Regions from separate parts of the Homo sapiens genome. Here all the other regions are linked to region 1. The links are chromatin loops, found by intact Hi-C in ENCODE. Cell type or tissue: heart left ventricle. All regions are shown on one strand. Links, peaks and the distances in the headings refer to the core of each region. The heading gives the core; the rest is flanking DNA. Region 1 holds the start of LOC100129540 (a long non-coding RNA gene). Region 2 has its middle 36 kb from the start of CTSH. Region 3 holds the start of TRK-CTT1-2 (tRNA-Lys (anticodon CTT) 1-2).

The links. A loop is a pair of places that touch in the nucleus more often than their neighbours do. Peaks named below come from ENCODE experiments on the same cell type or tissue, not always from the same donor. Only the 100,000 strongest peaks of a DNase experiment are listed, where the experiment ranks them.
Region 2: a loop joins it to region 1, with 5 times the contacts of the local background. A loop is called at or near these places in 65 of 110 quality-filtered maps.
Region 3: a loop joins it to region 1, with 7 times the contacts of the local background. A loop is called at or near these places in 4 of 110 quality-filtered maps.

Annotation. Positions count from the first base shown.
Region 1 is chr15:78,972,443-78,983,170 of GRCh38, forward strand. It overlaps RASGRF1 (Ras protein specific guanine nucleotide releasing factor 1), which reads right to left. Exons shown (of 27, transcript NM_001145648.3): 24 at 8,178-8,257; 25 at 861-978. LOC100129540 (a long non-coding RNA gene) reads left to right here and starts at 6,447. Exons shown (of 2, transcript NR_148998.1): 1 at 6,447-6,881. RefSeq lists enhancers at 4,330-4,479, 4,550-4,659, 4,730-4,819. In heart left ventricle, for the core only: a CTCF peak has its summit at 7,462 (motif pointing left); a DNase peak (open chromatin) is centred at 7,367.
Region 2 is chr15:78,904,088-78,914,815 of GRCh38, forward strand. No RefSeq gene overlaps it. Among named protein-coding and RNA genes, the nearest start is that of CTSH, 36 kb to the right of the region's middle. In heart left ventricle, for the core only: CTCF peaks have their summits at 3,699 (motif pointing right) and 5,873 (motif pointing right); no DNase peak of the experiment used is centred there.
Region 3 is chr15:78,854,818-78,865,545 of GRCh38, forward strand. TRK-CTT1-2 (tRNA-Lys (anticodon CTT) 1-2) reads left to right here and starts at 5,745; the gene lies at 5,745-5,817. It overlaps LOC124903535 (a long non-coding RNA gene), which reads left to right and starts at 6,046. Exons shown (of 2, transcript XR_007064727.1): 1 at 6,046-6,083; 2 at 7,857-9,403. It also overlaps the pseudogene RPL21P116. In heart left ventricle, for the core only: CTCF peaks have their summits at 5,508 (motif pointing right) and 5,707; DNase peaks (open chromatin) are centred at 5,428 and 5,814; H3K4me3 peaks cover 1,312 bases; H3K27ac peaks cover 471 bases.

The DNA.
Region 1 (10,728 bases), core at 4,372-9,371:
ACTTGTCAAGACTCTATAGGTAAATTACACTATGTGACTGAGAGAAGAAAAAAAATCTCCTTTAATTAGTGGCATAAGCTACCTAACATCACTAGAACAAAACCCCACGACTCCAGCAAAAGTTAAAGGCATCAGCCACTTCCTTAGCGCCTGCTGTGCACAAGACACGATGAAAAGCAGCTTTCGCTCTTCAGGATGGTGCCTGAAAAAACCCTTTCCATCCAACAAAAATCTAATGTCAAGGCCCATTATATAAAACTGGTGCAAGTAGAGGCTTTCTGGCGAAGTGAGAGGGGAGAAGGAGACGGTTAGAATCCTGTTCCTAATGGGAGAAGTCTCCTCAGCCCTTATCCCAAGTTCTAGATTTTTCTGGGAAAACTGGAAACTTACTCTTTTAGGAGGTGCTGTGTAAGTGGTTTTACTTTGTCCACATCAAGCAAGTGTCGATACGAACAATACGGATGGGTGTGAATGACAGTGTGGGGCTTTGGAGTCACCTGGACCCGGGCTCCAGACCTGGCTCTGCCCTTTACTTGTGGGGTGACCTTGGGCTGCTCACTTGACCTCACTCAGCCTCAGTCTGCTCATCTGAAAGGTGCAGAATAAGAAGAGCAGCTACCTCTCAGACTGTCAGGACTAGAGGAGGAAATGCCGGTGAAAGCATGGCTCAGGGCCTGCCAGATTCTAACTGCTCATCAATGATAGTGATGGCTGTCATTGGGGAAGCTGGACCCAGGCTCCCAAATGGGGGCACCCTATGCAGCAGGTTGGGCCTTGGGGGGCAGAGTGTGGGTGGGCCCCAGGTTGAGTCATCTGGGCTTCAACGCCCCCCTTCCCCTGCCTGGCTGGGGGGAACGCACCATCCTCATCTTGGAGAAGTTGACCAGGCCGTCTTCCGTGTAATTGGGCGTCCCCTCCTCGATGAAGGCCAGGTCGGTGAGGTACATCCCCAGGTAAGGGACACAGGGTGGGTCACAACTTGGAAGCAAACGGCATTAACACAAGTTTTTCATTTTAAAAAAGTAACGTCTACCAAGAACAGAACATCCCGCATGCACCTTTTGCTTTGCTAGAGGCAAAGGGACTTGCAGTCACCAAGAATCACACTACACTCTAGAACTGACTATTCTACACGCCCAGGACTGTCGGCTGGGTCTCAGGGCCAGTCCTCTGGGGTGGTGGGGGCAACATGGTGCTGACTGGGGCCTCTTACACCCACTGGGGCATCTCAGATTGTCTCTTTCCTCCCTGAGCCAGAAGGTCCTCCCCTACCTCTCTGCCTTCTGTCCCAGTCAGTCCCTGGGCTCTGTCACCAGCCCCTCTGGACTCACCTTTCCTATCTCTCCCTGAGACTCTCCCATCCGGATCCTCCCCCGAATCACCTCCTGGAGGGCTCTGCAGCCCCAGCCCCCCAACTCCTGCCAGTCACCCTATCTGACACCCTTGTCTCTGCTCCCTGAGACCTCTCCTGTCTCCACTGGCATCTCCCACCCACCTAAGCACTGGGCTTGGGTGCCAGGGCAGGAAACCCTTGCTCTCTGAGATCACTTTCCTGAAAGTGGCTTTGGGGCAGGGGGTTGGGTGATAGTTTCCATGGTTGGTGACTCATGGGGGACTGCATCTTTGGGAGCTGGGCCCCCGGAGTGATGGGCCATGCCTCTCTGATTTTTGGTCCAAAGCAGGGCCTCCTGTTACTGTTCCTTCCCAGCGTGTTCTGGTGCCCTTGGCTCGGTGCTGGGTAAGGGTTGATGGAGCCTGTGATGGAGCCCGGCGGTCGTTATGTGCCGGCAGGGCTCCCTTTAGCTCCTTCTGGGGCCTCCTCCCCAGTGCTCTGCCGCCTCCTCTCAGCTCAGCACACAGATGCGGTGGCATCATCGAGCACAGTGCAGTGACCCTTATTCCCAGCCCATCTTACCTTTGTCTCTTTGTGGCCACCTGGCAACCCTGCTAGCCTGGAGGAAGGTGAGGCCGGGAGGATGATAGAGCAAGAGCAGAAACCTGGCCCCTGTCCCTCACCTGCCTGCTGTGTGACCCTAGGCCAGGTCTTTCCCTCTCTGGTCCTCAGGCTCCTCATGTATAAAGCAATGATAGCAGCTAAGACAGTTTTAGGTGGTCTCACAGCTGATTTACAGGCACGATATTAAATAACATGAATTCACGTGGTAAGAAACATTGGATTTTTACTTTTTTCCCTTCTGCTCAGGGAGAGCGCCTCATTTGGTGATAGTGTGACTTTGACACTTTTGATACTTGCCATTCTCCTCCTTTCACATTTTCTCTTTTTAGACAAATAGCAACAGGTGTCAGAATCAGAGTGTTGGCAAACATCAGTATTTGGCCAGAATTCAAAAACATTATTTTGTTTTTACCATATATTTTTAAATGGCATTCTTGTATTTACAGCAAGTAAGCTGGTTTTCCATTTGCCATGATACAAAATTTCCTTCTTATTTCTTTTTGGGAAAAAGTGAATTAATTTAAAGAGGCTGTTAGGTAAACACAAATACAGTTGGCACAGTATGGCAAAGTCGTGAAGGAGGCAGAGGCCTGGCGTTAGGGACACAGCAGACAGAAGTGTTTTTCCAAATGTAGGGCTGACCCTTTCATGGGTGTTGAAATCAATTTAGAAGGTGTAGACCAGAATTTTTAAAAAGTGAAAAAGGGCCGAGTGGTGGCTCACTCCTGTAATCCCAGGCAGTGGGATTTGAGAGGTTGAGGTGGGAGGATCACTTGAGTCCAACGGTTCAAGACCAGCCTGAGCAACATAGTGAGACCCCATCTCTATTTAATTGAAAACAAATAAAAATAACAAGTGAAAAAGAAAATATCTGACTTCATCAAATGAAATAAAGGTATATATTGTTTTGTGGAATTTTTGTTCCTGTGATGCATATATGCATTTGTATACAGGCTTGTAGTTTCAAATATATATATTTACTGTGCTTTGTGATTAAAAAAAAAAAGAAAAGAGTAAGGAGCATCCAGCCACTGGAGGGGCTGCTTTGCATCCTTCCATCCCTTCCAGTCCATGATTATTACATGCACAGGTCTTCATTTCCTTCCTTTCTTTTTCTTTTTTTTTTTTTTGAGGCAGGGTCTCACTCTGTTACCTAGACTGGAGTGCAGTGGCACAATCACAGCTCACTGCAGCCTTGACTTCTCAGGCTCCAATGGTCCTCCTGCCTCAGCCTCCTAAGTAGCTGGACTACATGCATGCACCACCATACCCAGCGAATTTTTGTATTTTTGGTAGGGACAGAAATTTTGTATTTTTGCCATGTTGCCCAGGCTGGTCTAGAACTCCTAAGCTCAAGTGATCTGCTCGCCTCAGCTTCCCAAAGTGCTCAGATTACAGGTGTGAGCCACTGTGCCCGGCCAGCTCTTCATTTCCTTTCTATCATACTCCAAGTCTGAAGCCCAGGCTTATGAGTCTGATGGAGAAATAATCCAAAGATCTGAGAAGTAACTCTGGAGTCGTAAGGCTGTGGCAGTGCTGACCGGTGGGTTCTGAGAGGTGCTCTCCCCCTTCACCCTGCATGTGTGACAGTAGCCAGGTAGCCGTGGAGTGCTCTAAGGATGGAAGGGAGAACGGGAGGCCTGGTGACTGCAAGCTGACTGCAAATGACCAAAGGACTCAGAGTGTTTCTCAAGGCTTTTGGGGGTTTCTGACCACCCAGATCAGTGAAAAGGATCAGAGGTCCTCTGATCACTGAGGGTCGACTTCCCCTGGTATTTATGGGGAGTCATGGTTCAGCTGTGGGAAGGTGGTGGATTTGCAATCGAATCACTTGCAAGTAGCACGCCCAGCCCCAGTACTAACCTCTGTCCCTATTTACTACCTCTATGGCAGGGGTGGCCAATCTTTTCGCTTCCCTGGCCGCATTGGAAGAAGAATTGTCTTGGGCCACACGTAAAATACACTAACACACTAACGATAGCTAATAAGCTGGAAAAAAATCACAAAAAAATCTCTTAATGTTTTAAGAAAGTTTACCAATTTGTGTTGGGCTGCATTTAAAACCATCCTGGGCCATATGCGGCCCTTAGGCCACGGGTTGGACAAGCTTGCTCTATAGTGAGGGGCCATGAAGGAGGGGACAAGAGAACACTCAATCAAACACACACACACACACACACACACACCCATCCGAAATCCAGAGCCATGTGGGCAAATGTATGGAGTTGCCAGATTGGGACAGAGGACTGCTGGAGGGCCCCACAGGGACACACGGCATAGGGACTGAGCCACACCGAGCCTCTGAATGAAAAGGGAAGCATGTTGGGGCTTCCTGCAGGCAAGACACCCAACAACAGGCAAGTCCTGAACCTTCCATATTGGCCTTTTGGCCTCTCTCGGGTGAGGTCCAGTCTTGCCCTTGGCAGGGCCTATCAAGCAGAGCTGATACGGGGGTGGCTTCCTCTTCTGGCAGAGCCCTCACGGGCCTGCAGCTAGCATTTTAGGGAGCAGAGAGGAAAGTGTCCCACCCCTAGCCTGAAAGCTGCTTCTGGTTTCTGGGCAAGGCCTCGCTGTCGCACTCCCATGCTGGTGACACCTGGCCTTGCCTGTGGTTGTTTGGAGCCCCCAAACTGGATGTTTCTTTCCACCAAGACGCTCCTGATGATGTTAAATGGAATAAGGGAGATTATGGGGGACCAGCTGCTGCTGGCAAGAGGCAGCTGCCCATGCTCTACACCAAACTCCAGGAAACCAACCCGAGACAAGCAATGAGTCCACCTCCCCTTCCTCTTTCTCTCCAACTTCTCTCTTCCCTGTACTGCCCTGGCTGTGGGATGGGCTATTCTCTCTTACAAGTTTCTGCCGGCTGTGGTTGGGGATCTCCTCTCTCCCATCTTGAGGCCTGGGGAAGGGCATTCAGGGAGGGCATGAGGGCCCTTGAGGCTGGGCTGTGTGGGCTGAATCCCCTGGGGCCAGGGTCCAAGGTTCTGGCACGAGGTACAGGGTGATCAGGTAAGTAGTCTTTGAAAAACAAAACTGCGATGGGGTGGGGGTGGAAAGTCCCATTTTACCACTGGGTTGCTAGGCTGCTCTGTGGTCACAGGCAGAGAATAAAGATAGAGATAGATACTTGGCTTTGCTGGAACCCCTGAGACTCTAGAGCTCAGCCTTTGGGCTCATGACATCCATGTAGATAAATTGATTCTCACCCTGATTAAAGGGTATAGGGGATGGCCTGGCAGTCAGCTAGCTGACACGCTCCTCCATGGCTGTTCCCATCCTTAATTCAGGGGAACAAAGGGGAAAGGCTTTCACTGCAGCAGCCTACAATAACAGCCTGTCCCCCGTGTTCCTCTAAATCAAGGGCTTCCTATTCAAATTAAACACAAAAGGTGCAGATATGCAAGTGTGTGCTCGGTTGAGATTAGACAGGGTAGTCAAAACTGGAATCGGCCCCAAAAATGCTGGTGACCACATTTTGCTACTAAATTCAGTTTTCAACCAAATTCTTGTTGCCTGGAGCTGGGGGAAGGTTCCGATTGCTGGGAGGTTGGGAGGAGGGAACAGGCATAGGACTTTGCCAGTATGTAGGCTTGGGGAATGAGAAGGGGAGATGAGGCCACTCTCAGGGCATCTGGCAGGGACTGAAGGGGCACACATAGTTAGGGCTGTTGCAGGTGGGGCAAGGGACATTTAAGAGAGTGGCTAGTGGGGTGTTTGGTGGTGAAGTCTCGGCTGGGAAATGCAATAAGGCCATTCTCCAGCCTGGATGCTGGCAGAAATTGGATATTTTTTCTTCTTTTTCTTTTTCTTTTCTTTTGTTTTTTTTTTTTTTTTTTTTTTTTGAGACAGTCTTGTTCTGTCACCTAGACTGGAGTGCAGTGGCACGATCTCAGCTCGCTGCAACTTCTGCCTCCTGGGCTCAAGCGATTCTCGTGCTTCAGCCTCCCAAGTAGCTGGGATTATAGGCATGTGCCACCACGCCTGGCTAATTTTTGTATTTTCAGTAGAGACAGGGTTTTGCCATGTTGGCAAGGTTGGTTTCTAGCTCCTGACCTCAAGTGATCTGCCCACCTCGGCCTCCTAAAGTGCTGGGATTATAGGCATGAGCCACTGTGCCTAGCCCGAATTGGATATCTTAATGAAAAGCTAAAAAAAGATGCCTGGGACGTATGAATGGGCTGCAGACCAACATGGTGAGGCCCATAGCAGGACTCCTTCTCTGGGGAGGTCATTGGCTATGCCCATGGACTGCCACCTCGCTACTCTTGCCCCCGTCCCCTGCCTAGTGAAACAGACGCTCAGTATTCATGCAACACCGCTCTTTGTGAAAACCTTAGAGCCTCAGGAGAGGGGGTGCGGGAAGCATTTGCCCCAGGTTTCCCCAGTCCCTCCCTCCTCTGTGTGCCCTGCCTATGTCTCTGCAAGTCCAGAACCTGGTTTGCATAAAGCTCTTAGCTTCCAGAGGCCCGCAGGCCACCTCTGCCCTGTGCTGCAGGGAGCAGGGGAATGTGGGAGAGACACTTACACGGGCCCACAGGCCACCTGAAAGAGGGAAGACGGTCAGGGTGGGGACTCAGACAGAATGGGGGGCCCCAGAGGCAGTGGAGGCAGCGGTGGTGGCGGCGGCAGACGAGGAAGCCAGCCATGTGAGGAGGTGGATGGAGTGGTGCCCCGGGGGCGGACGGACGGACAAGTTGGTGAATGCACGGAGGGGGCAGCTCCCCACAAGCACAGTCCACAGGGGCTCTCGGGAGCCCAGGCAGAAGAGAGACGGCTGGACAGCACAGATGGGTGCAACATCTGTCTGAGGACACAAACAAAGTGGAGATGGTCAAGGCGATGGCACACAGAGCTGGCAAAGGACAGACCAAATGCGGCAGGAAGAAAACGCAAAGAGGAGGCAGACGAGGCTGGCAGAGGGGTGAGCAGTCTGTCAAAGCCACTGTCAAGGGCTGGAGGTTTTGGCTGGCCCCATCCTCAGGGTCTGGGGGTAGTAAACTCTGGTGTTCCCTGCGTCAGCCGTGATCATGGGAACACCAGGAAGCGGGGAGAGGCTTCCTGAGCTATATAGGGAACCGGGACCCCAGGGATCTCCCAGGGTCTCTCCAAGGTCTGGCGAGTAGCCAGTCAGGCGAGGAGAGGAAGGAACACTCACTCAAGGAAAGGAGGGTTGAGACTAGTGCAGAAGCCTGAGTAAGCACCTAATGAGAGTGACAGAAGCAAACCCCCCACTTCATGTGAGTGTGTGGCCACAGTGTGTGCAGATGGGCTGAATCACTGCTTCCCTGGGAGAGCTCGTCTGGAGCCCAGGGCAAACCTTGACAAGCTCTGGAGGCCAGCCTGGGCCAGTCCTGGTGCTAGGCCACGGCCATGTGGCCTTGGACCGTCCACGTGGCCTTGGACCAGACACTAGCTCTTCAGTTTCTTTGTCTGGAAGAACAGGATGCGGGAAGCAGCCTTATCCTGATGGTTGTCAAGTGGGGAGGATTTTGCCCCCTAGTGGACATTTGGCAATGTCTGGAGACAGTTTTGGTCGTCACAACTTGGAGGGGTGCCATTAGCATCTCACAGGTAGAGGCCAGAGATGCTGCTAAAGATTCTACAATGCACAGGACAGTCCCCCTCAACAAAGGATCATCCTGGTCAAAACAGCAAGGGTGCTGAGGCTGAGGACCCCGCCGTGTGGGCAATGTTGATGGCGTTAAGCGCACAATGTCTAGGCAAGTGCTTTACAAACTTTAAGTATGATTATTGTAAAACTGTATTTTTTTAATTCCCGGATGCCATTGTTTATAAAATGCAAACATTTTGATGATGAATTCTGGAGTGAAAAAGGAAACACAATTGTGTTAAATAAACAAAACTGACGTTAAGACGTCTCCTGATGTCAGAATTATTAAAATGTGAAAAGAAAACGTGCATTTTAGAATCGAGAAATCTGGCACCACTACTATTATCATCACAGCTACTATGCTTTCAGGGATCCCAGCAGTATTCCTGTGCTTCTCTCAGGAAATGCTAGCAAACTCTGGAGTTTCTCTGGCAGACCATGGAGGACTCCACCATTGGGGTCCAGGAAATCTAGGGGTCTTGTGGGTAGACAGACGAACAGACAGACAGAAAGACCTCCTGCTCTGGCTGGGGGCGGCACGTGAATGCCTCTGCAATGCAGGTCTATGATTTTAAAAATAACAGCGACAAAACGACACACACTTACTTTTTCAGAGCTTCTCTGAGATTCTTAAATCTGCCCTCAGATGACACAAGCTTTTGGAGCTTATCAATCAAAGCTTTAGTCTAGAAGGAAGCAGAAGCATTTACTAACACACAGCACACGCTGTGATCCCCGAGGCCCGGGGATCAGGCCCACACTCCAACATGCTGCCCAACAGGGCTCCAGAATTGCCTTCCCTTGGGATCTGGGGGCCTCCTGTGTTTGGGCACCTTGCCCCTGAACTCCTCAGGAGTTGGGCACGGGTCCTTGTTGAGTGTGCCTGTGCTCCCACATCTCTCAGAAGCAAGGAAGTGGGTGTGAGGGACCTGAGTGTGGATTTGGCCCTTGGAAATGCTGCAGGATCCCGAGACCTGGGCAGTTTAGAAGGACTTAGTGGGTGACTCCCAGGAGCCTGCGCTCAGAGCAGGAAATGGCAGATTTTTCATTTTCCTGATCTTTCTCATGAACTAGACCCAAAGGATGTGACCGTCATTTCACACGTTCCCCTTTTCACACCAGAAATGCCACCCAAATTTAAGGATCAAGAAAAAAGATGGGAGACGAACTGATCATCAGAAAAGAAAAGGCCTGGCTGGAGAAGAGGAAGCTCCACAGCAAAGGGCTTTGCCAAGCGACCTCGCCAGGCCCAGCGCACACATCAGGCTGGAGCAGAGTTTCGGTGGCTGGAGTTTGTCTGACCCATGGAGCACCCCGGGTCAAGCCTGGCTTTGTGCACCTTTCCCTGTGTAGCCCGAGGGAAGGCCCTTTCCCTCAGGGGTCCTCAGCTCCCTCATTGATAAAATGGTGAGATAGGTTAGAGACTTCCTTTGCAGCTCTGTTCCTCAAGATTCAGAATGTGGCTGAGAAACCGCGGGAGCACAGCGGTACGTCACGCCACCAGAGCCCTAGTCAGCCTGGAGGGGACACAGGCCCCGGAGGCCAAGCACACGCCCAATCTTGGGGTCAGATTTCTGCTGAGAAATTTGTCTACTGAGAAGGACAATCTAAGTCTCCATTCTGACAGGAAGAGATCTGTGTGTGCTCTTCAAGGGGAAAGAAGGGCTGAGCGTACCATTCAGTTCCATGCCTTATCAACAAGTAGAAAAAGCCTCGCCACCTGGTGTGGACTAATCCTGTTCAGAGCACAGCTGTATTCTGGATCTGGTGAAAGAGACATGCAGCAGAATAGCACACACCACACGGAGTCAAGGCAGATGATTCTGCTTTCACTTGAGATGTCTGCTGTCCGATGACTGGCAAAGGCTGGATGCCCTGGCCCACCTCCGTTCCAGAGTCTCAGCTTCCCTCCTGCACTTGCCCCTTTCCAGAGCAGCACCCTCCTTCCTTTTCTTCTCCATCCACCTGCAGAGGAATGACCTGATACGGCTTGAGGTCAGAGGCGGGGGCTGAGTCAGGAAACCTAGGGCCTCCCCAGCCTCTGTCACCTATCCCTGGCATGCCGACTGGCAAATCACCACTCCTCTTGCCTTTATGGGCCTCAGTGTCCCCATCTGGAAAATGGGAGGGTAAGTCCAGGTGTTCCCTAAGGCAATACTAGCTCAGATACTCTAGAATTGTGGAAGACACAGAAGCTTGATCAGGAGGTCCCAGTGGCCATGCAGTTCTAGATGAAGTGTCACCGTACTCTGAGGCTGTGAAAATGTGCAGAAGATATTCTGGAACCAATTTGTGGCTCTGGGCTGGGCACGTTTTTAACTTCCTCCACATCCCCGTGCTTGCTGTGTATGGATGCTCCTCTTTGGGTTGTCATGCTGTCTCCAGGAAGGAGCTCTATGGCCTGGGAAGCCACAGAATTTTCTCAGCTGCTGCTTAAAAAGTATGTTCCAAGTTGAAGCAGTTCAAGCATCTTCTAGCTGGGCCAGGAGCTTCTATCCTGTGATGCTCCATGGGATACCAAGCCTCTGGGATCTTGGGTGTCTCTGTTAGAGTGTGGACACCAGCAGGCAGAAATGGGGGGCCCTTGGAATATGGGATTGAAAGCAGGAACCAAGCAAGGACCCTTGGAGTCAGTGTCAGGAAGAAAGATGATTTTGTGGTCTCCTAAATTCCATCACTTCCTGTTCACCAAGCAGAGGACTTCTGGCTGGACAAGAATGTTCCCTCCCAGAGAGGCCAAAATCGATTGTTAGCCAAGGCGAGGCTTTTGTCTCCACTAAAGTACAGCGATCCCCAGGAGAGGCGACACACAAATCCACGTTAGTCATTGTACTGTCGTATGGAAGAGTATCATCATCAGATCGTCTCTTGGGTTTTTTTTTTCCCCAAAGAGGATGGGGAGAGGGGTTAAAAGAAGAAAGGGGAAATGAAAAGTCCCAAATGAAATCCAACTGCCTGACGCTTGCCAGGGGCTGAACCAGACTTGGACATAATGCTTTTCTGCTATGGTGAGCACATTTAAGTGAGCAGTAAAAACTGGCTGCTGAGGTTACAGTTCAGGCCATCTAAGAAACGTGGCCATTTTAGAGGGTCTCCAGTGTCCATGGGACGCCTGTAGAGAGAGAATGAACTGCCTCTGGCAGATGCCGAGCAGGCC
Region 2 (10,728 bases), core at 2,953-7,952, 70 kb before region 1:
CTTTTATTTTGCAGTTGTTTGCAAAGGTCAGAGAGGCTTTTGGTCTGGTTCTTTTGATAGTCTCACTTGGACTAAAGGACATGATTTGGAGTCTGATATCTGCCAAGAAATTAGGACCCCAAAAGGATATACCCCAGGAATAAAGATGAACCAAATTTAATTACTTCTTCAAACAGTTTTACAAATATATGCAGCAAATAGCTAGTTTTGCGTGAGACAAAACTACATGAAGTCAGGTGTGGTGGTGTGTGCCTGTAGTCCCAACTACTTGGGAGGCTGATGTGGGGGGATTGCTTGAGCCCAGGAAGGCTGCAGTGAGCTGATTGCCTCACTGCACTCCAGCCCGAGCAACAGAGAGACCTTGTCTCAAAAAAGAAATAGAAGTACTTGGAGAAAACATCAAGAAACTCATCTGAGAAACAGAGACAGGATATAGGCTGTTGTAGATCCAGTTTACTTTAAGAAGTAAGTGCTGGTGGGGTATAATGTTTCACGCCTATGATCTTAGCACTTTGGGAGGCTGAGGCAGGAAGATCACTTGAGCCTAGGAGTTGACGATCAGCCTGGGCAACATGGCAAAACCTCATTTACAAAAAAACACAAAAATGAACTGGGCACGGTGGCTCACACCTGTGGCCCCAGCTACTCTGGAGGCTGAGGTGGGAGAATCACTTGAGCTCAGGAGGTGGAGGTTGCAGTGAGCTGAAATTGCACCACTGCACTCCAACCTGGGCAACAGAGTAAGACCCTGTCTCAAAAACAACAAAGTGCTCTACATCATTCCTTAAGTAAGGAAAGTCAGATACTGACATTTTAAGACATTTAAAAAAGTATGCTTACTATATTTAGAGAGATGAGATAACTTAAACAGCAAACTTTAAAAAGCATATCAGAATTCCACATGCAAAACACAGTAGCTAAAATAGGAACTCAATAGGTTTAACAGTGGGAAGATAGGTCAGGAAACAAATACGCATATTGAGGGACAGAGACATTAAGGATAGACAATGCATTGGTAAACCTAACTGAAAATATAATTATTGCAGGAGCGAATGGGGCAATAATCGAGATTGATGACTTTGCAGAACTGTTAATAAAGTGTTAACTTTAAGCATGACAAAAATAACCAGTTAAAGATATTAAGACTAGGCACTGCAGCTTAATTAGTGTAATCCTAGCACTTTGGGAGGCAGAGGTGGGAGGATTGCTTGAGCCCAGGAGTTCAAGGCTGCACTTCAGCCTGCATAACAGAGCCAAGACGTCTTTAAAAAAAAAAAAAAAAAAAAAAAGCGTATATAATTAAAACCTAAAGGCAATTTTAAAGGCATCCCAATTAAAAAGACTTGACAATGCAAATAATGGAAGCCAGGAGGCAATGGAGTATGTTTAGAAAGCTGAAACAAAACTGCAATTTAAAATTCTAAACTCAGTAAAAACCCTTCAAGAAAACATTTTCAGACAAAACTCGAAAAATGTGTTAGAAAATTTACCAGCAAACCCAAACTGGAGAAAAAGTTATTTTGTTTTTTGAGATGGAGTCTCGCTGTCACCCAAGCTGGAATGCAGTGGTGCAGTCTTGGCTCACTGCAACCTCCACTTGCCGGGTTTAAGCAATGCTCCTGCCTCAGCCTCCCAAGTAGCGGAGACTACAGGCACGTGCCATCATGCCCAGCTAATTTTTTTGTATTTTTAGTTAACCAGGATGGTCTCGATCTCCTGACCTCGTGATCCGCCCGCCTCGGCTTCCCAGAGTGCTGGGATTACAGTTTGTTTCTTAAATGTTCATTGCAAGGTGGACTGTGAAAGCATATCACAATTTAAAAAAATTGTTACATTAGAATTGTTAGATTAGAATCATTTAGTATTTGCATGGATATTTTGCTCATACATGGTTTTGTAAGATTTTGCATTGGTCATTTGGAAAATATTTACTGAGTCACGCAAATTTTTCAAATATTGACCTGCCTTACACAATATGGAAGACTGATGCAAGGATTTCTGAGGAGGAGTTATGTAGATGGGCCTCTTTAGATCCAGAGTGAAGATATTAGTGTCTTGTATGAAAGTTCACCAAAGGGCATTCATGGTAGACAAGGCTTCCATGTGTCATCTCGTGTAAGAAGAATTGTAGGTGTTTTAACCACGTCCCCAGCTAGGGTCTCATTGCCAGACGTGAGTGAGCCTTCTGATGATTATAGCTCCCAGTCTTTGAGCCCTCCCAGCTGATGCAGAATGGGACAGAGATGAGCTGTCCCCTCCAGCTCCTACCCTAATGGCAGACTTGTGAGTCAGATAAATAATGTTCCAAGCTACTAAGTTTTGGAGTGGTTTGCTATGTAGTAGTGGGTGACCTGAACACTTGGCTACTTGCCATTGCGATTGCCAAATCTGCCATTCCCTGATATGGTGTATTTCCTGAGGTTACAAGCCAGCCACTTGGTGACAGGTTAATTACGTTGGACCCCTTCCATCATCAAAGGGATGCCAGTTTTTCCTCACTGGAATAGACATGCATTCTGGATATCTGGATTTATTAATATAATATTAATACTTTCCCTGTCTAATGCTTTTGCTAACACAATCATCCGTGAACCCAGAAACCTTTATTCATGGTATTCCGTGTAACATTGCTTCTGGCATACACTATCAGCCTGAGAAAATGGAATGAGCTATTGAGGAGTCAGTTGTGGTGCCAGTTGGGAGACCTGAAAAGTTGAGGTTCTTAATTAAAGGATGCAGTATATGCTGTGAATATGGCCCATAGATGGTGATCTCTCATGGAATGCACAGGTTTGGAAATTAATAGGAGTGGCTTCTCACTATCACAAACCAATTACAGAATGTGTGCTTCCCATTCCTGTAACTTTGCGTTCAGTTGGTATAGAGGTTTTGGTTCCCAAGGAGAAATTCTGTCATCCAGGCAACATGATGGGTCAGTTGGATTGGAAGTTAGATAGCTATTTTGGTCATCTCATACCACCGAGCCAACAGGCAAAGAAGAGAAGTACTGTACTGGCTGAGATGATCGGCTCTGATTACCAAGAAGAAATTTGGGTGCTGCTATATACAATGAGGAGAGAAAGGACCATGTCTGGAACCCAGAGGATTCTCTGGGATATGTCTTAGTACTTCTGTGTTCCTAGGTAAAGTTTAATAGAAAAGTACATAAGTTAAAAAACACAAGACCACTGAGGTTTCACATTCTTTTAGGAATGAGTTTTGAAGTCACCCTATCTGGTGACAAAACAAGACCAAAACCAAAAACAGCTGAGGTGCTGGCTGAGAGCAAAGGAAACATGGAACAGGCAGGAAGAGGAAGAAATATCAACTACATAGGGTCTTAACGACCAGTTATGAAGACAAGATGAAGACAAGGACTATAACAGCTTTGTGCCTTTTTTCATGTTATAGAATAATCAGATGGGATTACATTTGAATTAGAAAAGTAATTAACATTGCACAGGGAGGGATACAGACTGTTGACACTGGTGAAGAGGATGAGAGTGTCTACCTTTGTATGAAGGATATTGTATCTTACTAGGCCACAGCATGAAGTGGTGGTGTTATGTGGTGATTAAAATATGTGTGGAAGGGTGTATATGGATGCCTAGCATCCTAAGGGGAGGACTGAGTTGGTTATGAAGTTACTGGATCTCAGCTCTAAATCCTGCTCTGTGATCCTGTGGCTGGGACCCTAAATTATTTGTCAGCTGGCTTCTTGTTAGGTTCTGCCAGTAGAGGGCATTAGAGGGACACTGGAAGGCAAGGGTCGGGGGCCGGGGGTGGGGGGTGGTGCGGGGGAAGGGTCTTCCTCCTTCCTGGTGGCTTGCTGTTCTGTTAGCTGCCTGACAGCAGCTGTTGGGTCCAGTCTCTATTTTGGGGGTAGAGGGGGGATGCTCAGAAGTGGCCTCAGAGGTTCCAGCACCCAGAACAGTTTTGCCTTCATTCTCCTCCTTTGCTCCTTGTAACACATATAAATCACCTCTTGGGGGTTTCGGAATTGCCCAAGCTGAGAGGTAGCAGTATCTCCTTGTTATAGTTATCACATTTCTATATTTCTTCCAGATGGAGGAAGGATTACAAAAAGGCAAATGGCCAAATCTTGTTTTACTGGGGCAGGCTTTTCCAAAGGACCAGGCAGAAGCACCATTTTATTTATTTGTTTTAATTTAAAAAAAAATTTTTTTTTGAGACGGAGTCTCGCTTTTTTGTCCAAGCTGGAGTGCAGTGCAGTCTTGGCTCACCACAACCTCCACCTCTCATGTTCAAGCAATTCTCTTGCCTCAGCCTCCCGAGTAGCGGGGATTACAGGTGTGTGCCACCATAACCCAGCTAATTTTTTTGTATTTTTAGTAGAGACGGGGTTTCACCATGTTGGCCAGGCTGGTCTTGAACTCCTGACCTCAAGTGATCCGCCTGCCTTCGCCTCCCAAAGTGCTGGGATTACCATTTTATTTTAAAACACAATTGTGGTTATATTGTTTTGATTTTTTTGAAAAGCTTTACATGAGATTTGATTTCTGGCTGTCTTTTGCTGCGCTAACAAACTGTCCCAGAACTTTATAGCTTAAAACAACCATTTTGTTTTGCTCATACCTTTCTGAATCATGAATTCAGGATAGGCTTGGTTGGGCAGTTCATCTTTGATCCATTTGGCGTTAGCTGCCGTGGCTGAAATTGTGGAGGATCTGCTTCCAAGATGGCTTCTTCACTCATGTATCTCGTACCTCTGTGTTCCTTGGCCCCTCTTTCCTCGACACAGCATCTCAACCACTGAGGGCTTCTCTGCATGGTTTGCACATCTCATACTGTGACTTGCCAGCCTCAGGCTGGTATCTCAGGACTCCAAAATTACATGGTATCTCAGGACTCCAATAGTGAGGGTTCAAAGAGATAAGAAATGGAAGCTGCCAGGCTAGTTAAGGGCTGTGGTTGAAAGTACTGGTTTTTTTTTTTTTTTTTTTTTGGGACAGAGTCTCACTCTGTCGCCCAGGCTGGAGTGCAGTGGTGCAATCTCGGCTCACTGCAAGCTCTGCCTCCTGGGTTCACACCATTCTCCTGCCTCAGCCTCCTGAGTAGCTGGCACTACAGGTGCAAGCCACCATGCAGTAGTCTTTACACTTATTTATTTCTTGACATTTAGAATATTGGAAACAATTAAGAAAATCAGAATTGAAAATGAGGAAGAAGAAATGTGAGATGAATGGTTGGTTTCAGAAGAACAGAAGCATGTGCGTTTGTGATGCAGCCTTGGGGGAGAGAGAGAAGGGCAGCTGAGCCTGGGATATGCTTCCAGTCCTGGGGAGGGGTTTGGGTGGTTGCTGGTGGTGTGTCTAGGGGTGATTAAGTTTAGACAAACCTCTGAGTGTGTGCGTGTTTGTGTGTTTGTGTGTGAAGAGGGAAGTTTGGTATGTCCTTGACCTGGTGCTCTGTGGCATAAAGTTACCATGGGCAGAGCTAATGGCAGATTGTCCTGGGCCTAGGAATGGTCTCAGCATTGCAAAGCTCCCTGGTGAACCTGAGCAATAAAGGTAGCACGTTTCCTCTATGCTTGTGACATATGTGAGGGCTACATGGTTTCCTTCAGGAACTAAGTCAACCTGCCCTTTCTGACCCCAGAGCCGGAGACACAAGGACTCACTCTGGGTGGACTGATCTGGGACCCTGGAGGTTCCTGGTACAACCTGTGTCCACTTGGGACACATTCTTGCACTTTTACTTTTCCAGAGGATTGTGCAAGCCTTTACTTCCATAGGCAGAGAATCTCATCCTTCCCCCTTGATCACCCTTCTCTTCATTATCCAAGAATTCCAGTCTTTCTGAAGCCATACTGGGAGACCAGAAAATTAGATGTGCGCATTATGTTACCATAGTGGCCATAAGGTGTCGCTGTTGTAAGGGTTTCCCCACAATCCATGGGCTCAGCCCATTCCGCCCACCTTCACAGGGCCGAGGTGGCATCCTACTCCAGTGCCCTAAAGCTGCTCCTCTCTTGGCCACCTCATGTTCAGCCATCATCCCTCACAGTAGGACACCCACCAGAGTTTCCAATCCTGCAGCAGCTTCACTCAGCCTACCCACTGTGCGAACCTGGCCTCTGTGAAATTTTAGATCCTGAACTGGGGCCAGCCTCCTCTCCTCCCCTCCCTTCTGAGGGAGTCCCCTTAAGATCTTTTCCTGCCGTGAGCCTGCTTCAGCGCATCCCAGACCACCCGAATGGCTGTCCCCAATTTCATCTCTGGGTTCCTGTGCAAATTGGTCCACCTTGCACCCTGGAATCCCGAGAGAGATCGTCTTTGCTGAACTACAAACAGCAAACCGGAGATCTTGTGTATAGCATTCCCCTAGAACAACACACACTGACTTTACATTCACATAACCACGGGAAGTTGGTCACATGATTTTTCCCATAATAATGAAAATCTGTTCTCTGTCTCTAGCCTAGACTTACTCTATCACTCTACATTTGCATAATTCCCTTAAAATGTTTTAAAAATATGCCAAGAACTATTTTTTAAAAAGCATCCCATAATATTACCTTTCAGCTACTCCCTTGTATCGGCTAGGCTCCCTGAGAAAGAACACAGTCTACTGGGTACTGTGAGGGGAGCTTGATAAAGGACTTGTTTACCAAGGTGGACAGGAGGAGGGAACCCACCAGGCCTTAGATGGGGCAGTGCCGTAGATGGAGTTACGTAGATGGAGCTCAGTTACCACCCTGGGCCTGGCGGGCAGGGCCAGGTCTCCTCACAGCATAGTCATTTTGAATCACTTTCAGACTTTTTAAGAATCCTAAGGACTCTGCATCCTCTTTGGAGAGGCAGCAGAGAGGGAGGCTGAGAACAGATACTCTGGAGCTGGAGGGCTCGGGTATAAACCCTGATTCTGCCACTAAGCAATTTTGTGGTTTGGGGCAAGTTGCTTAACCAATCTGTGCCTCGGCTTCCTCATGTGAAAGTGGGGATCATGATAGTATCTACCTCACAGGGTTGCTGTGGGGAGTTAGTGTGCTGTATATTTCTTAGTGCAGTGCCTGGCCAATAAAAAGTGTCTGTTAAACCAAGAAAACACCAGTGTTTGAGCTGAGCTGATTAACCTGCTTCACTCGCAAGAAGGAAGGGCTTCTCTCTTGCCCTTTGATAGAAGTCAAAAGACCAGCATCTCTGTAGGCTCTCAGAGTCCCTCAGGAGCATAGGGGAAATTGCTCTGTCAGTTTTCTTTTTTGAGACGGAGTCTCACTCTGTCACCCAGGCTGGAGTGCAGTGGTGCAATCTCAGCTCACTGCAACCTCCGCCTCCCTGGTTCAAGCAATTCTCTCGTCTCAGCCTCCTGAGTAGCTGGGATTACTGGTACCCGTCATCATGCCTGGCTAATTTTTGTATTTTTGTAGAGATGGGGTTTCACCATGTTGTTCAGGCTGGTCTTGAACTCCTGACCTTGTGATCTGCCCACCTCGGCCTCGCAAAGTGCTGGGATTACAGGCGTGAGTCACCGTACCTGGCCTACTCTGTCAGTTTTACCATCTTCTCCTTAGGTTTCTGGCGCAGGGGCTTTGGGCTTGGCAGGCCAGGAGTGCCCTTGGGCGGGGTCACCACAAGGGCTGCAGCCCTGATTCAGTATTCTTAACCAGCTGGTGGGATGCTTCCTCCTCTGTCCCCCATGGTTGCTGTTTCCCAGGAGGCCCTGTGGTCCTTCATGCAAGTTGCCTTTGGCCCCGCTCTCCAAGTCAGTCCAGGCTAATACAGCCTCATGCTGAAACTCTTGTGTTTACCTAAACTCTGAGTGCTGTTTGGATGCTAGGAACAATTACTAAAGAAAATGTATATATACACAGTGGAATGCTATACAACCTTTAAAAAGGAAATCCTGCCATTGTGATAACAGGGATGAACCTGAAGGATTTTATGCTAAGTGAAATAAGCCAGACACAGAAAACAAGTACCGCATGATCTTCACTTATACGTGGAATTTTAAAAAGTTGAACTCATAGAAGCAGAGAGTAGAATGTTGATTAGCAGAGGTCGGAGGGGGAGATATAGGGAAAGGGAGATATTGGTCAAAGATGTTGGTTTCAGACATTTTAGAGATCTGTTGCACAGTATGGTGACCATACATTTCAAAATAGCCAGAAGACTAGATTTTAAACATTTTCACCACAAAAAAGGGTAAGTAGGTGAGGTGTTGGATATGTAAGTTTGATTAATCTTTCTGCAATGCGTACATATATCGAAACATCACATTGTACCCCATAAACATGTATAATGATTGTCTGTTTAAAAAAGTTTATATTTCATCCTGAGTTCAAAACCCGTAACTGAATTAAGTGACTGCTGGTGGGAACCAGGTAAACCTTCCATTCAGCTTAACTTTTGAGATGAGCTTGGCATTTCTTGATGTTGCTAGGGGAAAAACCTCAGGAGTTGTGTTGTAACAGGAAGTTAAGAGTAAGATTGCTGATTTCATTCATTAGTTCAGTGAGTTTCTGTAATGAAGAATATATGTGTACCCATAAGAGTCAATATGCATGTTTACTTTGTAAAGAAAAAAGCATTTCATAACGAATGACTTGAATTTGGCCTCTTGGTTTTTTGTGTAATTACATGTAATGGAGACTGGTTTATTGCTGACGGTGGGGTCTTCCTGGTTCATTGTAGTGGTGCTTGTGAGCTGGGGTTTTATCCTAATGTCACTCTACCGTGGGAAACGTAATGATCTGTTTATTTGGAAGCCTTAGAACAATGCTACATCTCTAAAAAATACTTTGACCTTAAAATTTCAGGTCATACACCCATTATGTCAAGTAGATGCTGTAATCCTGTGAGGAAGGTGTTAGTCTCACCTCCATTTTTGAGGCTCACAGCAGGAGTTGGGAAGTAAGGAGGAAGAGCAGTAAAGATTTTAGGAGTTAGACCTGGGTTTGAATCCCAGCTCTCTTGCGTTAGTTGTAGGGCCTTGGGAAAGTGAATCATTCTCCCACCTGTAAAATGAGGATATTAATAAATCCTACCTTATAGGTCATTGTAAGGGCTGGAAGTAATAAATGTGAAATAGCATAGTCCAGCATAATACAGCAAGGACACTGGAGTAGGTTTTTATTGATTTTTGCTCATGGTGATAAAGTGAATGGCTGAGCTGGAATTTGAACCCAGGCAACCAGAGGCCACCACCATTTTGTACCTTCTTTGTGTTCGGGTGATGATTAATTCCCACGAATGATGGCATGGCTCCTGCTGGAGCTGTGAATGCCTTCTGCTCTGGAAGCCAGTGAGGATTCCTGAATCAGTTTCTGGGCCTCCACCTAGCACATGTTCTGGATGAGGGGTCTGGCACAGGTGGCCACCAAGAGCAGGGCTAGTGACCCCAAGAGCAGATGAAGGCTTTATGTACACCAGAGCACAAGGCAGGTGGACCCAAATAGGGTGACCACTTTCTGTTGGTACAGCTGGCTGCATCAAAGTGAAAATGCGGGGCCCCTTGTTCAAAAAGCAGGAAACCAGGCTGGGCACAGTGGCTCATGCCTGTAATCCCAGCACTTTGGGAGGCTGAGGTGGGTGTTGAAGACCAGCCTGGCCAATGTGGCAAAACTCCGTCTCTACTAAAAATACAGAAATTAGCCAGGCATGATGGTGTGCGTCTGTAATCCCCGCTACTGGGGAGGCTGAGGCATAAGAATCACTTGAACCTGGAAGGTGGAGGTTGCAGTGAGCTGAGATCACGCTACTGCACTGCAGCTTGGGCAACAGAGCAAGACTCTGTCTCAAAAAAACAAAAAACAAAGCAGGAAACCAGTGCCATTAAAGGTATGAGAAAATACAACATATTTTCTTTTCTCCTGTGGCCTCTCTCTTGACCTCTCATAGTGTTTTCCATGTGTTATTTAATATTGTACTCCCTTGGACATAGGGAGAATTGCCTGGCAGGTACAGGCTGTCATAGGCATCTGGGGTCCTGCTGTGCAACTCCATGTACACATGGCCCATCAGCCTCCAAACAAATACCTGGACCTAGCCGGGGCAGGAAGTCAGTCTCCCCCTTCCATGGACCTGCTGTTCCTACTCATGCAGACAGGTGGCCCACAGGGATTGCAGCCTCTGTGCTGGAACGTGTTTTATATCTCGATCGGGCGGGTGAGAGGTTCACTCCCACTGAACCTGGCGTGCCATAGAGCTGCCAGCCTGGGTCAGGGGTAGCCACCACCATGCCCCATCCTGAGCTGCTATGAAGCGTGCGTGCCTGGCTCCAAATCCTCCCGATCTCTCATTCAGGCTTCTGCCATGTGTTAGAGAAGTGAGTGGCTCAGAAACTGGCCAAGAGAGGCAGGAAGGTGGTGGGAGGTGGTAACACGTGTCAGCCAAGGCTCCACGCCCCCTGGCATGTGCTCCAGTTGTCCCCTTGGACTCACTTACAAAAACACATGTTCAAAGAGAAAATAATTATGCATGTTAAGATGATGACGGCAGAGCATTAAAACCCCAGTGCTGTATGACTTCACTGGTCATATGCCCTTGGAGCCAGCCCTGCCTGGCCATGTTCCTGAGGTTTTTTGCAGTTTTAATAGCACTAAAAGTTCCAGGTCCCAGAAGTACTCTCAGTCCCAGGCAAATCGGGCTGGTTGGTCACCACACACCCAGAACAAGGCTACTCCCAGCCTAAATTCTTCTTCAGTGATCTTAGCTAGAATTTGACAACCTAGAAGGAAGCTATTAATTTTTGCATGCATGTACATTT
Region 3 (10,728 bases), core at 2,726-7,725, 120 kb before region 1:
ACTTTGGACTTCATCCTGAAGCAGTGGGTAATTTTGCAGAGGTTTAGGGAAATATCAGAATGATTGTGCTGGCTGCAGAGGTCTCCACAAATCACTGAGGAGTCTGGTTTAGCTGCAGCTGATATATGGGGGAGAATGGAAGGAGACTGGAGTTCAAGGGTTTTTGAGTCTCATCTCAGCCGTCTCCATGGTGACACTGGAAGATGGTACAGTTCCTCCTAATGAAATTTCCTTACTGAAATTTCAAGTGTTTTGTTTCATGCTGGCCTAGACCTTGGCTTCACCCCCTTCTCTCTGACACATAGAGGCAAACTGAGTAAGTGAGGGGGTGGGGAAAGAAATACTGGGATGAGATGGGGAGTAGTGGAGGGGCCCTGTAGTGCCACCAGCCTGTGCAACCTTGGCCACCCATCCTCCGTTCTCCAGCCCCAGGCCCCTCCAGGACCAGCATCAAGTAAAAATCAAGTTGTGCCTCTTGGGAAGAAGAGCCTTTCTTCTTGTACTTACTCACAGAGACTCTAAAGAGGGGACCAGCACTTTTGTCCAGGGTTCTGAATGATCATCAATTCATGAGTTGTAAGGCTGGGAGGCTCTTTAGAGATCTCCTAAAGCCCTCCCTTGACTTAGTCCTCCCTCTGCCTCTCACCCCGCCTTTTTATTTGTAGATGAAGAAACAGAGGCCTGCATTATGGAAGTGACTTTCATAAAGGTTAAAATTCCAAAGGGGCCGGGCGCGGTGGCTCACACCTGTAATCCCAGCACTTTGGAAGGCTGAGGCGGGCGGATCACTTGAGGTCAGGAGTTTGAGACCAGCCTGGCCAACATGGTGAAACCCCAACTCTACTAAAAAAAAAAAAAAAAAAAAAAAAAAAAGACGGGCATGGTGGTGAGTGTCTGTAATCCCAGCTACTCAGGAGGCTGAGGCAGGAGAATTGCTTGAACCTGGGAGGCGGAGGTTGCAGTGAGCCAAGATTGCGCCACCGTACTCCAGCCTGGGTGGCAGAGCAAGACTCCATCTCAGAAAAAAAAAAAAAATTCCAGAGGAACTCTCAAAAAATTAAAAATAGAATTACATGATTCAACAATTCCACTTCTGAGTATATACCCAAAAGAATTGAAAGCACGAGCTCAAACAGATATTTCCATACCAATGTTCATAACAACATTAGTCACAATAGGCAAAAGGTGGAAGCAACCCAAATGTTCATCAACTGATGAATGGGTAAACAAAAATTCCCTGATATATACATATAAGGGAATGTTATTCATCATTCAAAAGAGATGAAATTCTGATACATGCTACCATATGGATGGACCTTGAAGACATTATGTGAAATAAAATAAGCCTGACACAAAAAGACAAAAATTGTATGAGTCCACCCATATGAGTACCTAGAATAGTCAAATTCATCGAGACAGTAGAATGGTGGTTACATACAAAAATTAGCCGGGCGTCGGCCTGGCACAGTGGCTCACGCCTGTAATCCCAGCACTTTGGGAGGCCGAGGCGGGCGGATCATGAGGTCAGGAGATCGAGACCATCCTGGCTAACACAGTGAAACCCCGTCTCTACTAAAAATACAAAAATTAGCTGGGCGTGGTGGCAGGCGCCTGTAGTCCCACCTACTCGGGAGGCTGAGGCAGGAGAATGGCGTGAACTTGGGAGGTGGAGCTTGCAGTGGGTCAAGATCGCACCACTGCACTCCAGCCTGGGTGAAAGAGCGAGACTCCCATCTCAAAAAAAAAAAAAAAAATAGCCAGGCGTGGTGGTGCGCACCTGTAATCCCAGCTACTTAGGAGGCTGAGGCAGGAGAATTGCTTGTACCCGAGAGGTGGAGGTTGTAGTGAGCCGAGATTGCACCATTGCACTCCAGCCTGGGTGACAGAGCGAGACTCTGTCTCAAAAAAAAAAAAAAAAAAAAAGAAAAAAAGTGGTTGTTGCAGGAGCTGATGGGGGGAGAGGGCAATGTGAAGTTACAGTTTGCTAAGCATGCAGTTTCAGTTTGGGGTGATGAAACAGTTCTGGTGATAGATAGTGGTGATGGTCACATAATAATGTGAATGTACCTAACGCCATTGAACTGTGCACTTAAAAATGGTTAAGATGGTAAATTTTATGTTATGTATATTTTGCCACAATTAAAAAAAAAAAAGAGGCTGGGCGTGGTGGCTCATGCCTGTAATCCCAGCACTTTGGGAGGCCGAGGCGGGCGGATTACAAGGTCAGGAGTTCGAGATCAGACTGGCCAATATGGTGAAATCCCGTCTCTACTAAAAACATACAAAAATTAGCTGGGCTCCCAGCTACTTGGGAGGCTGAGACAGGAGAATTGCTTGAACCCAAGAGGCAGAGATTGCAGTGAGCCAAGATCACACCACTGCACTCCAGCCTGGGCAGCAGAGTAAGACTCTGTCTAAAAAAAAAAAAAAAAAAAGGAAAAGAAAAAGAAAGAAACGCAGACACACACATACAAAAGGAACAAGGATCCAGATATCTTAGGTTTAGCAGCATTTATTTCTGAATAACAGGATCTATATACTCCTCTTGCTTTTTGATCTGAGTAACCAAGGAGTTGATTTGGTTTAAATGGCTTCATTGTGAGGACCCTATGAATTGTGTAACTGATCAGCTTTCCTTTTCCACCATGACTGCTAGAAAGCTTCGGATGAGATTTGTAGTCCACTTATACAAAAGAAGTATCCAGAACTTCTGAGTCTCTCTTTTTTTTTTTTTTTGAGACAAGGTTTCTTACTGTCACCCACTGAAGTACACTGGAGTACAATGACGTGACCAAGGCTCACTGCAGTCTTGACCTCCCAAGAGAGGCTGAGATGGGAGGCCCAAGCGATTCTCCCACCTCAGCCTCTCAAGTAGCTGGGACTACAGGTGTGTGTCACCATGCTGGGCGTGGGGGGTCTTGCTTTGTTGTTAGGGCTGGTCTAGAACTAGTAGGCTCAAGTGATCCTCTTACCTTGGCCTCCCAAAGTAGTAGGATCACAGGTGAGCCACCTTGCCTGGCCCAGATCTCATTTCTGTAAGTCTAATTGTTGGCCACATTTTAAAGTTTTATCTTTGCTTTCCTTTCTTTCTTCTTTCTCATGTACTTTTAAAAAATAACCCTTTTAATATTACAGAAGTATACATATGCATTTTAGAAAATTTGAAAATAAAGACAAGCAAAAAATTAAAAAAGTAAAACGTTCAGATTCCCACTACCCAAATAATAATATTAATATCTTAGTAAATGGCATTCTTTTTACCAAAATGAGTGATTACATTTATTCTATAACTTGCTTTTTGCAGCCAAACATCTCCACTTTCCATTACAGTAAATTTTCATCTCATCCAATATTCAAACTATATGCAAGTTTCTCCAGTTGACTCCAAAATCTCTTTATAACTAGTTTTTCCAGAACATATCCAATCTAGGATCACCTATTGCATCTGACTATTATGGCCCTTTTGTCTCTTTTAATCTAGCAAAAGTTGACCAGGCACTGTGGCTCACACATGTAATCCTGGTTCTTTTGGAGGCCGAGGCGGGTGGATCACCTGAGGTCAGGAGTTCGAGACCATGGCCAACATGGTGAAACCCTGTCTCCATTAAAAATACAAAAATTAGTTGGGTGTGGTGGCACGCACCTGTAATCCCAGCTACTCGGGAGGCTGAGGCTGAGGCAACAGAATCACTTGAACCCGGGAGGCAGAGATTGCAGTGAGCCGAGAGTGCGCCACTGCACTCTAGCCTGGGCCACAAGAGCAAAACTCGGTCTCAAAAAAAAAAAAAAAACTAGCAAAAGTCATTAAAAAATATATAATACTTCTTGAAGGTTAGTTGTCCTGGAGAATTTCCCACCCTCTGACTTTGTGTTATTGGCTCCTTATGGTGTCATTCATCTTGTTCCTCTATCCTTTATATTTCCTGTAAACTGGAATTAATATCAAAAGGCCTATGGACCTTTAGATACTAATTAATCAAAAACATTTTTTGACTAGAATAAATAATTATCATTGATTTTGTGTTGTATCACTGCTAAAGATACACTATCTATCTTGTTGAAGATTAGTAAAGCACTAGCAAAACTCAGATTAATTTCTGGATTAAGGTAATAACAACCTGAACCCGCCATCATTCAGTGAGATTGTCCTCCTTGCATCTAGTAACCTGTGTGGTGTTACTTCGACCCTGTAAATATCCAGTTCTCTACCAACTATTAACATATAAAATTAACGTAATGGTTTAACCATAATTGACAACCCTTGTTTAAAAGGATTTGCCACTGCTGGATGCGGTGGCTTACTCCTGTAATCCCAGCACTTTGGGAGGCCGAGGCGGGTGGATCACCTGAGGTCAGGAGTTTGAGGCCAGTCTGGCTAACATGGCGAAACTACATTTCTACTAAAAATACAAAAATTAGCCAGGCGTGGTGGTGCACGCCTGTAATCTCAGCTACTCAGGAGGCTGAGACAGGAGTGATCATTTGAACCTGGAGGTGGGGGTTGCAGTGAGCTGATATCGCCCCATTGCACTCAGCCTGAGCAACAGAGCAAGACTCTATGTCAATAATAATAATAATAAATGAATTTGCCAAAGTATGCTTTTCTAATCCTGCTTTTTTTTTTTTTGAGACAGGATTACACCCTTGCCAGGCTGGAGTGCAATGGCACGATCTCGGCTCACTACAACCTCGGCCTCCCACGTTCAAGCGATTCTCCTGCCTCAGCCTCCCAAGTAGCTGGGGTTACAGGCATGCGCCACCACGCCCGATTGTACTTTTAGTAGAGACGTGGTTTGCACCATGTTGGCCAGGATGGTCTCGATCTATTAACCTCGTGATCTGCCCGTCTCGGTCTCCCAAAATGCTGGGATTATAGGCGTGAGCCACCGCGCCCGGCCTTTGTTTTTTTCTTACAAAGTAGTTTCCCTCATTAACTGGGACTGTTTGGCTACTGTGAAATCACTTATTCTGGAAAACAGAATAAATCTTTATTTATTATTTTTTTTTTTAGTAGGGAGAGGCTTGGAATAATGGTCCCTTCCCACACTGAGGTTCTATCAGTCTATGGAATAAATTTTTTCACTTTTTAGTTTTGAGTGTGAGCAAACTCTACGGTATTTTCAATTACTCGCTGAGACTGCTTTAGCTTTCTAATCTCTCGTGTAAACACCATGGTATGTCTTAGTTGAACCACCGTCATGCCAAAGAAAAGAATTCCGAAAATCTCTAAGTCACACGATGCCGAGAGGCCAGCCAGCTCTGCAGCTGGGCTTTCAGTTCCAATTGTTTCCAGAGAGTGTGCAGGACATTTCTCCGCAGCCATCTTTTGCAGTGGGCCACGAGGGTGCTGAGAACCTCTCTGGTCCCCGCGCTTCAAGGGGTGGGCGCTCTGCCGGCGGGAATCTTTAGGATGAACTGGAAGCACCCCTACACTCACTCCTATTCTCCGGGCTGGAGTCGGCATCGCCTTCCTTGGCCCGCCTTACCTTTAAGGAAACGGAAAGGTGCTGACCACTAGAGGGCTGTTTATACATTTTTATTAAACAACAGAAGTTTGTGCGCACAGAATCAGACATGAAACACAAGTTTTAAAAGTCATGAAAAACTTTACCAAAAAAAAAAAATATATATATATATATATATATAAAATAGAAAAATCATTTAATACGAAATGTAATTCTTAGAACAAATCAAAACAATCTTATTCCTTTGAAAAGATCTAGGAACAACACTTTTCTCTAACTGCCCGGCTAGCTCAGTCGGTAGAGCATGGGACTCTTAATCCCAGGGTCGTGGGTTCGAGCCCCACGTTGGGCGGGTTTGTTTTGCTTTCGTTTGACCAACTTCAGGTCTCATCAACGGTAGTAATTCCACCAGTTTCAGTTGTCATCAACGGTAATAACAGACTTCAGCCCGGATGGTCTTATTTTCAAATAATTCAATACATACAAAACTACCAATACTATTTTAAAAAAGGAACAATGGGCCTGGCACGGTGGCTCACACCTGTAATCCCAACACTTTGGGAGGCCGAGGAGGGTGGATCACGAGATCAGGAGTTTGAGACCAGCCTGGCCAATATGGTGAGACCACCCCACCCCCTGTCCCCCACCCCGTCTCTACTAAAAATACAAAAATTAGTTGGGCGTGGTGGCGCGTGCCTGTAGTCTCAGCTGCTCGGGAGGCTGAGGCAGGAGAATCGGAGGCTGTGGCAGGAGAATCGCTTGAACCCAGGAGGTGGAGGTTGCAGTGAGCTGAGATCCGGCCATTGCACTCCAACATGGGCGACAGGGCAGGACTCCGTCTCAAAAAAAAAAAAAAAAAAAAAAGAACAATGAAACCAGTAAATTTCATCTTGTAAATTACACACTTAAAGGCTATCTGCCCTATAAAAGTATTTGTTGCTGAGTGGCCTGTTTAAAGGGCAGCCGAACGCCAAAGGTTAGGGGATAAGAAGACATTAAAATTCATGAAATTGTAGAGTTCATAATATTGCTGAAGTAATCTGTTAAAACGTTTGAAATGTTTATTTTTTACTTAATATTATGTGATATTGAAGATTAGTTTGGAGAACAATTCTGTATATTTTTAAACCACTATTAAGATTGCTTTAGTGATGAACGAATATGGTGGTTATTGTGAACAGGGTCTTAGAACTTTTTTATCCTTTTTTTTTTTTCTGAGTGCTTCTATGTAGATACCCTTTTTTCTTTTCTTTTTTTTTTTTTCTTTTTTTGAAACAGAGTCTCGCTTTGTCACCCAGGTTGGAGTGCAGTGGCTCAGTCTTGGCTCACTGCAACCTCCACCTCCCGGGTTCAAGCGATTCTCCTGCCTCAACCTCCTGAGCAGCTGGGACTACAGGCGCACATCACCACACCCAGCTAATTTTTGTATTTTAGTAGAGATGGGGTTTCACCATGTTTGTCAGGCTGGTCTTGAACTCCTAACCTTGTCATCCACCTGTCTTGGCCTCTCAAAGTGCTGGGATTACAGGTGTGAGCCACCACGCCTGGCCAGAAGCTCACTTTCTTTGAGCAAAACTATTATATGTTGACAGCTGCAAGTTTTTTCCTCGTCCTAAATATTTTTAGTCATTCCCAGCAATTCTCAAATGTTCTCCACAATTACTATATGTTAGCTCATCAATTCGAAATACAATTTCAGACCTTGTTAGAAAGATATTAAAAAATTTCAGCATCAGAAATGAAGATACCCAGACACCCCCATTATTACAGATGCATAATTAATCTCTACGTGATGTGAGGTGAGGTAAATTTATTTATTTATTTATTTATTTTTTTGCTGAGACAGAGTCTCGTTCTGTTGCCAGGCTGGAGTGCAGTGGTGCGATCTTGGCTCACTGCAACCTCTGCCTCCCGGGTTCAAGCGATTCCCCTGCCTCAGCCTCCTGTGTAGCTGGGACTACAGGCCCGCACCACCACACCCGGCTAGCTTTTTGTATTTTAGTGTAGACGGAGTTTCACCATGTTGGCCAGGATGACCTCGAACTCCTGACCTTGTGATCTGCCTGCCTTGGCCTTCCAAAGTGCTGGAATTACAGGCATAAGCCACTGTGCCCGGCCCGGATTTTTTCCAGAGAAGTAAACCAGGTGGGAAAAAAAGCAAATTGGTAAATTGATGAAAGGTCAATGAAAATGTTATACATTAATTTAAAATAGAAGAGCGGGGTTACTTTTGTCCCCCAAAAATTCATATGTTAAAGTCCTAACCCTCAGAGCCTCAGAATGAGATCTTATTTGGAAAAAGCTCTGTTGCAGATGTAATTAGTTAAGATGAGGTCATACTAGAGTAAGGTGGCCTCCTAATCCATTTTAACTGGTATCTTTATTAAAAAGGGGGAAATTTGGAAAAAGACACACAAACCCAGACACCAACATCTGGAAACCTGGGAGAAAGCCATGTGCAGACGAAGGCAGAAACTGGGGTAATGCTTCTACAAGCTAAGGAACACCAAATGCTCCTGCAAGCTAAGGAACGCCAAAGATTGCCAGCAAACCACCAGAAGCTAGGGGAGAGGAATGGCACAGATTCTTCCTCACAGTCCACAGAAGGAACCAAACCTACCAACACCTTTATATGGGATGTCTAGCCTCTAGAACTGTAAAATAATAAATTTATGTTTGGCAGTCCTGGGAAACTAATACAATCAGTATTCCAGTTGGGAGGTAATTTTGATTTTAAATTTTATTATTTATTATTTTATTATACCTTATATTAAGTAATTGTCATCATCTTCATTCCCAAAAAGTCTATGAGAAACAATAGTTTTTTTTGATGCAGTCCTAAATTAAGGTCAAGTGAGGAAATTAGGATCACTGAGCCTTCAGAAGTAGCATTTTAACAAGCTTAATCTTTTTTTTTTTTTTTTTTTACAGCCCAGAGGTCTTTTATTTATTTATTAACACCTGTTATGCCATGAATTCATAGGGAATAGGTTCCAGCAGCTCAGGCTCCTTCGCATTGGTTCTCACAAAGTGTGCTTCTCTGGGTGGAGCAGGCTGGTGCTTCTGTTGAACCCAGGTACCTTTCTATTTGGCTTCCTTCTTTTTCTGATCATTTTCCTTCATGTGTTTCAGGAAACTATCTCAGCTTTTAGAGTGCTTAATGTGCTCAATACGCACATTAATTCTCTTGGCAAGAATCTTGCCCTTAACTTGTGTGTTTACAACAATGCCAACAGCATGCTGGGGGACATTATAGACTCTTCCAGTTTTGCCATGGTAACACTTGTGGGGCATTCCTTTTTGAACAGTACCCATTCCCTTGATGTCTACAATATCACCTTTCTTATAGATTTGCATATACGTGGCCAAAGCAACAACTCCATGTTTTCTAAAAGGCCTAGAGAACATATATTGGGTGCCTCTCCTCTTTCCCTTTGTGTTCGTCATTTTGGCGAATTACTGGAAGATGGCGGTTCCGGCTGAAAGGAACAAGCTTAATCTTAATGGATATTTTTTCTTATTTTGGCTGATGATTCATTATGTTGAGTAGTGACTTATTACTATTTGTACTAAAAAATGCAAAGATATACAACGTCAAATACATTTTATTCTCCCATGGAACTCATATTTGAAGATGTTATGTTCAATTAATCTATAAATGAACACTTTAAGACAGTGTGCTAATTTAATGCAGTCCAGTTTCTTCAACAAGTAAATGGCAAAAAAAGAGACAGAGATACCTTAATGGAATGAAATGTGTGGACTTTGTTTCCATCTTGATTTGAACCAGTCATAAAGAAACATGTATGAGACAATCAGGGAATCTGAACACAGACTGGGTACTTGAAGATAAGGAGTTATTTGCAATTAAATGCAACAACGTCATTTAGAGATACATACTAAATTGTTTATGAATAAAAAAGACATGATCTCTGGAATCTGTGTATATGCATTTTTCGGGGGAGAGGAATGAAGAGATACCAATGAAACAAGATTGGCCACATGTTAATAACTGTAGAAGCTGAGTGACCCATACAACAGAGTTCATTACACTATCACCTCTGCTATTGTATATGTTTACATTTTTCCATAAATTTAAATATCATTAGATTCTGCAAAAACAAAAGTGTCTTAACCTCTGTAGCTCAGTGATCACACTTAGCATCACTAACAGTGGGACAACCAGATATCATGTGCCTGCTGATGTAATGCAATGAGAACTGCACAGCATCACCTTTAAAATAATCTTGTCAAAACACTCAACTTAGATCTAATCAAGTCTTTAGACCTAACTTTACATTTATAGGAAATGTAAATAACAAGTAACACCGTGAGTAAATAATCAGGTGAACCCAGAATGTCAGACATTCAACAAAGGCCTGGGCTCTTCAGAAAGCAAATACTAATACTAAACAAAGACTAATACCACTACTAATAAAGGCTATGTGTGTGGGGGCAGACTGTATTTGAGCCAAAGGCTTCCCCTCCAGCCCCACTGACAGTCTGGTGAAGCCAATGAATTCTTTTCTCAGAATGTCTTAAATGCATGAAATAAAAAACAGGATCATTAAAAAATAGGTTTTTTTTTTTTTTGAGACGGAGTTTTGCTGTTGTTGCCCAGGCTGCAGTGCAATGGCGCGATCTTGGCTCACCGCAACCTCCGCCTCCCAGGTTCAAGCGATTCTCCTGCCTCAGCCTCCCAAGTAGCTGGGATTACAGGCATGTGTCACCACGCCTGGCTAATTTTGTACTTTTAGTAGAGACGGGGTTTCTCCATGTTGGTCAGGCTGGTCTCAAACTCCTGACCTCAAGTGATCTGCCCGCCTCGGCCTCCCAAAGTGCTGGGATTACAGGTGTGAGCCACCACACCCGGAGAAATATAGTTATCAAAATATTTTAAAGTACAATATGGAATACACATGTTCCATTATTAATGCACTAAATAACAAGATCTAGCAGCAGGTCCAATAACTACAATAGTTTTATTTTATTTATTTATTTAGAGACAGGGTCTTGCTCTGTCACCCAGGCTGGAGTGCAGTGGTACAATCTCAGCTCACGGCAACCTCCACCTCCTGAGTTCAAGCCATTCTCCTGCCTCAGCATCCCGAGTAGCTGGGATTACAGGCATGCACCACCACACCCAGCTAATTTTTGTATTTTTAGTAGAGACGGGATTTCACCATGTTGGCCAGGCTGGTCTTGAACTCCTGACCTCGTGATCCGTCTGCTTCGGCTTCGCAAAGTGCTGGGATTACAAGCG